Regions from separate parts of the Homo sapiens genome. Here region 1 is linked to region 2. A link is an interaction called in ENCODE POLR2A ChIA-PET data of the cell type or tissue named here. Cell type or tissue: K562. All regions are shown on one strand. Links, peaks and the distances in the headings refer to the core of each region. The heading gives the core; the rest is flanking DNA. Region 1 overlaps PKP4 (plakophilin 4). Region 2 overlaps PKP4 (plakophilin 4).

The links. Peaks named below come from ENCODE experiments on the same cell type or tissue, not always from the same donor. Only the 100,000 strongest peaks of a DNase experiment are listed, where the experiment ranks them.
Region 1: POLR2A ChIA-PET joins it to region 2 with 8 read pairs; 4 of 35 experiments call an interaction of 5 or more read pairs at or near these places.

The regions. Positions count from the first base shown.
Region 1 is chr2:158,543,640-158,546,463 of GRCh38, forward strand. The region is part of intron 2 of PKP4 (plakophilin 4); the gene reads left to right. Among named protein-coding and RNA genes, the nearest start is that of PKP4, 88 kb to the left of the region's middle. In K562, for the core only: no CTCF peak of the experiment used is centred there; no DNase peak of the experiment used is centred there.
Region 2 is chr2:158,485,325-158,488,148 of GRCh38, forward strand. All of the region lies in intron 1 of PKP4 (plakophilin 4), which reads left to right. Among named protein-coding and RNA genes, the nearest start is that of PKP4, 30 kb to the left of the region's middle. In K562, for the core only: no CTCF peak of the experiment used is centred there; a DNase peak (open chromatin) is centred at 1,757.

The DNA of each region.
Region 1 (2,824 bases), core at 95-2,594, 58 kb after region 2:
AGGATAAACTTTGGATATCCAGAAATTACAATCCTGCAGAACAGCTCTTTACTCAAAGATGAGAGAAATGAAAAATTATTAAGTAATGCAAAGGATCAAGGTAGCCAGTTTTCAAATGTAATGCATTAAAAGGTCGTAACTCCCTTGGGAGAAGAGCACTGAGAGACCAGGGTAGTTCTCCGTACGTGGTTACTCTTACCCAGAAAAGCAAGGTAGAATTTTGTTGTTAGAATAATAATTAGTGTTCACTGAGCACTTACTATGGGTATCACTGTGCAGGTGATGACATGTGTACCTCATTTAATTTCTCATCACTTTGCGGTTCAGGAATTATGAGGATTATCTCATTTGAAATGAGAGGAAACTGAGGTGTAAATTGATTGCTAAAGCTGTTGATAGTCACACACAATTCATAAGCAATCAGCCTGAATTCTCCTCCCCACCCCTAGTCCACCACCACTCACAGAGCTTGTGCTCTTGCCAGGGCTTACTAGAGCCATGCTTAAGTGAAGCAAAATCACTTCCTAGCTTTGTGGCTCCAGGGCAGCCAGCCAGGTAGTGTTTCCAAGCCTCAGTCTGCCTGTTAGACAGTGGGGATAAGAGCAATTAGTTGACTGCCTATTACATAGGGGCATCGTAAGACTCATGAAAATAAAGGTTCTTAGAAATCCAAAAACAATTTTGTAAAAAGGACTGTTATAAAGCATTGTTATGGATATCCTTAAGTCAGCAAAGTAAAAATACACTTATTTCCTTTTGGGAAGTATTATATAACATTATGCACTAAGAAATAAGAATTAGAGTAATTTAGGCCTAAATATTGTCAAATTAGAAATTTTAATTTGGTTTTCCCCACCGTAAGTATTCTCTTATCTTCCCCTCCCCCAGCTCAACAAGAAAAGTCCTCGTTATATTGTATTAATTTCATTCTGATGATATGTAGGCTGCACAAAAAAGACAGCAAGGGTAATGAATTTGCTTCTTACACTGATCGGTGAATATGGTATGAATTGAACATCCCACCAGGAGCCAGAAGATCCTGTGCTGTCATTCAGTTGTCTCTTCAACCTGGTAAATGCAGAGTGTTTCTCTGCCACTACTCCAACTTATCTGTTATCCATATGTGTTGGATGAGTTCATGTTCCTCATCTGTTGGAGCTGCAGAAGACAAACACTGTGTCAAGAGGGCCCTTTTTTAACTGCAGGTGGAAACAGAGCAGTAGCCATGAAGTGATATTTAAGGAAGCTAGAGCTTAATGAATGAAAGTCCCCTGTCCCACCTAGAGCTATGTATTCTCCAAGGCCTCTCATTCACAGGACTAGGATTTGGTTCCATCCTCTGAATGTACAGTGCCATTGGGCACCCAGAGATCCAGCACTTGTATTTTTGAGTCCAAAGTGTAAAAGAGAGCAGGCCTAACCTAAGTCTTTCACTTTTTTTTTTTTTTTTTTTTTTTTTTGAGCCACTGGGCACAAGGCAGTTGGGTATTCCTTTTGATTAGCTTTTGTTAGCTCAGGAGGAAGCCTTTCATCACTTCCCCCTTTGGGGGCTCAGCTTCCTCACCAGGCATTCTGGGCCTTCACTCTCTCCCTCTGTACTCCCTTCTTTGACAAAGGTTTCCTTTTCCTGTTCCCTTAGCTTTGTCCTTTTTGCACTTTCTGTAATCCCACCAGCAGCAGTGTTCCCTTTTGTTTGGAAATAAGGACGAGAAAGAAAGGGAGGTGGAGAAGTTTTAAAATTTTGAGAAATGAATAAATCTGTTCTTTTAAGTCATAAACCGCTGAAGGTCAGGTGCCCTTGTTAAATATTGTTGAGCACTAATAAAATCTCATGAGCCTAATACTTTTGATAGAGCATAGCTATTAGGGAGTCTAAGCAGTTGCAGAGGTTAGGATTTTCCTAATAATACTTGCATTCAGTTCATAATCTTATACTTATTTAAACCTGTTTCTAGTCACTTTTCATCATATCCATGAATAATTACAGCTACTCATTCTTATATCCATATATAACTGCATATTTACCCCCTAGGTTTATGCTTGATTTAAACCTGGTACCATAGTTATTCCTAATTGTAAACTGATGATGAGATTTCACATGTGTATTGCATAATTTAATTAGTTTAGTGTTTGTAAAAATTCTTTGAAGGTAAAATATTTTCATAAATGCCAAGAATTATGATTACTTTTGTTATGTAATTTCTAAGACTCAATTTCTCTTGCATATAGTTCCTCTCTTAAGGAAGGTTTATATACAGTGCCTTTTAAAAATATTTCAAAATTGGAAGCATATTTTTGGTTGTAGTAGATACTGAATTATTCTTGCTGGTTTGAATCTTGAAGAAAATGAAATGTAAATTCAGATTAAATTGGTATCTCTTTAGTACCCAGAATATGTTTTTGACATTTGGATACTGCCCATTAAATTCTTTGTATTTGACTGTCTGAAATGTATTCTGAATTTGTGTATCTGTTCTGGGTTTTATTTGAACTGAATTTTAGTTAAGTAAAGAATTTTAGTATACTTTAAGTGGTATTAAATAAAATGAAAAAGACTGATTTCAAATATTAATCTTTTTAGATTCTTTTGCCATATGTTCTTTTCCCAATTTATTTTGTCATATAGTTTCCATTTGTTCAAACGTCATTTTTCTTCAGATTTTTGCTTTATTCTCTTTGCAAGATTATGAAAACTGTCTCTTCTGTAACTGCTTTCAGAGTGAAGCCTGCAAACAGGAAATGCCCAGGTAAAGATGGTTAGATGGCACAAATAGTAAGCACTGCATATTTAAACCTGATGCTTTTGAAATCTTCTTTTTTTAAG
Region 2 (2,824 bases), core at 197-2,696:
CGAAAACACGGAAACACGTAACAGTTAAGTCATTCAGAAGTACGTAGGAAATGGCAGTGCTGGAATCTCATCCAACCCACTTAACCCTAGACCCACGTTACTATCTGAGATGAGATTGGCTCTCCATGTAACCTATAACACCACTGTTCATAATTTCATATTTGTCGAATTATTTGAAGCCTCCCCAAGACTCTAAGCTGCATGAACCGTGCATGTTTAGAGCCCATTACAAGCACCTGAAGTGTACTGGGTGGTCAGTGTGTATTTGTTGAATGAATGAAAATGATTTGATGTGATGAATCACTGAGCTTAAACATGAGAATAGGGTCTCTTTTATAAACAAAACATTTAACCCTTTAGTTCATTGTCATTTGTAAAATGGGAGAATGATACTGAAATTTCTGTATGCCTACTGGATTCTAATACAAAAAAAAGTGTAACTTCATAATGGCTGAAGATTTGTTTTTGTTTTGTTTTTATCTCAAGTATAAGAATAGACATTAATTAGTTTATGTTCAGTAACACCCATCCTTAATGTCAATAATTAAAATACATTGGCATATGTAATCTAATTAAGGTTATGTTTACAGTAAATTGTTATTTTGTTGAAAACCTTTTAAATAGCAGTTGTTACCAAACAAAAATACACATTCTAATTTTGGCCACATTAAATTTTTTTTATTTCTAATTAAATCTATGTAATTATTAATAGTGGAGTTCAAAGTAAAAGAATTACAAAAATGAAATTTGATAAGGAAAATTGGAATTTATAACATTAAATTTGTAATCATAGCATTATTATTTTGAAGATACTTGGCAGCTCAACTTTTTTAAATTCTTACTTTTATGATAGGCTATAATTAAACTAGTTGTTTCCTATGTGAATATATGTGGATATGATATAAGGAGAAAATTGTATTATATTGTATGAGGTATAGAGACAATATTAATTGTATCTTGCAAAGTAGAATTGTTTTCCTTTGAGATTGTTACTAGAGTAATAAATCATGTTGAAGTGAAGAAATTTACACAGCATATGACTGAATATTTTCCACTGTATCAAATTTAATGGGTTTTGGGAAAACGTATAGTTTGGTAGCAGTATAGAACTGAGTTTTTGGTAAAACTGAGTATTTAAAGGACGAAACTTTGAAGGACTTTGAGACCCATAAGACCTACAGATATTATTCAGCTTTCTGAGCAGTATTCTAGTTTACTAAGAATGTGGAAGGTAATGTGTGGTGGTGAGGCAAGGGGTGTTGAGAACACAGTGACCTACATTCCAAATACAACTCTTCTAAACTATAAGGCAGAGAATAGACTAAGTAAGGCATAATAAGTTAGGACCTGCCACATGGCAAACTGATTTTGGGAAGCAGTCTAGAAAGATGCTTGAAAAATGTACTGATGTGTAATGCCAGCAGCAGGCCATTGTCATGGTATGGAATAATGGTGACTGAAAGTCATTCTCCCTTGCTTGGGATGATCTGTCTTAAGCATGAGCAGCTTGAGGCTGAATTGTAGACAATAAAACGTGAGTCCAATGACAGTCTTTGTAGGTTGAGTAAGAGTATTTGTGTACTAGCCATTTTAGTTGTAATGCATTCACAGAATGATTACAGTCAGAATTACAGTAACATTTTAAATACAAAGGAGACTATCTTCCATGTCAGCTTCATAGTTCTGTACCTATTCCCAGCCCTGTGATATATTCCATATGAAACGTTACATCAGCATCCTTATATAAAGCATACCTATAAACTGGGGTGGGACAGAGAAGTAGTGGCCAGAGAATGGAGTTTGTCACGCTATGATTCAGCCCGTGGGAGTGATTTTCACACTGCCTGTCAGCTTCGTGCGATAGTTAAAAACAATTTGCAAGTGACATAGTAGAGCCTTAAGGCCATAAATAGGAATTTTTAACTGGCACAAAGCCTTTTTTTAAAAAAAAGCACATTTGTATAAACCAGTGTTTCTATATAGTTTCTCATTTACTGGTTGTCTTCACCATAATCTTTGGAAGTGCATAATCTTATAATCATTATGTGTGTTTTACACATGAGAAAACAGTAAAAGAAATCCATGATTTGCCCTAGGATCCTGCAACTTGTGAGTAATTCAGTCAGAATCCAAACTTTAATTTTCTGATGTATAAAGAAAAGGCCTCTGGTTGGATCATACTGTTGCTATGAGTTAATATGGGAGGTGTCATATGCATAAAGTACCCATGAGTTTAAAGTTTTGGTTTGTTCAAGTAAAATGTTTATATAATTATTCAAGTTAAATTTAAATAAACACATGCTGAAAGAACTTGAAGGTAAAAATAGTTTCTGCAAATACTATTCCACACTTTTTCTTTATACCACTTTGAATGCTGAGTAAGGACATTGTACTGGACCATTGCCCAGCATAGTTCTGGCTTATAGAGACTTGATGGTGAAAGAAAGACTGAGAGAGAGAGAGAGAGAGAAGAGAGAGAAGGGGGAGGGAGGGAGGAAGGAAGGGAGGAAGGAAAAAGATTTGACAAGGGAATGTGTTTTTTAAGAGAAGCTCTTTGGGGAATAAATATAGTCTTGAAATACACCATGTAAAATAAGTTTAGTAGAAAACTATGGAGATATGCCTAAATCATAAATGAAAATATTGATTCGTTTCTTCAGTTGTGGAATTATTCATTTCTGATTTCTTTGCACAGGATCAAGCTATATTCTAGGTAGACCCTTTATGTTTTTCAATCTGTTCCACCTATATCCACAAATTTATTACTGCCACCTACTAAATTGTTTATAACCATTGTATGATCTGATTTTTGTATACATGTGTT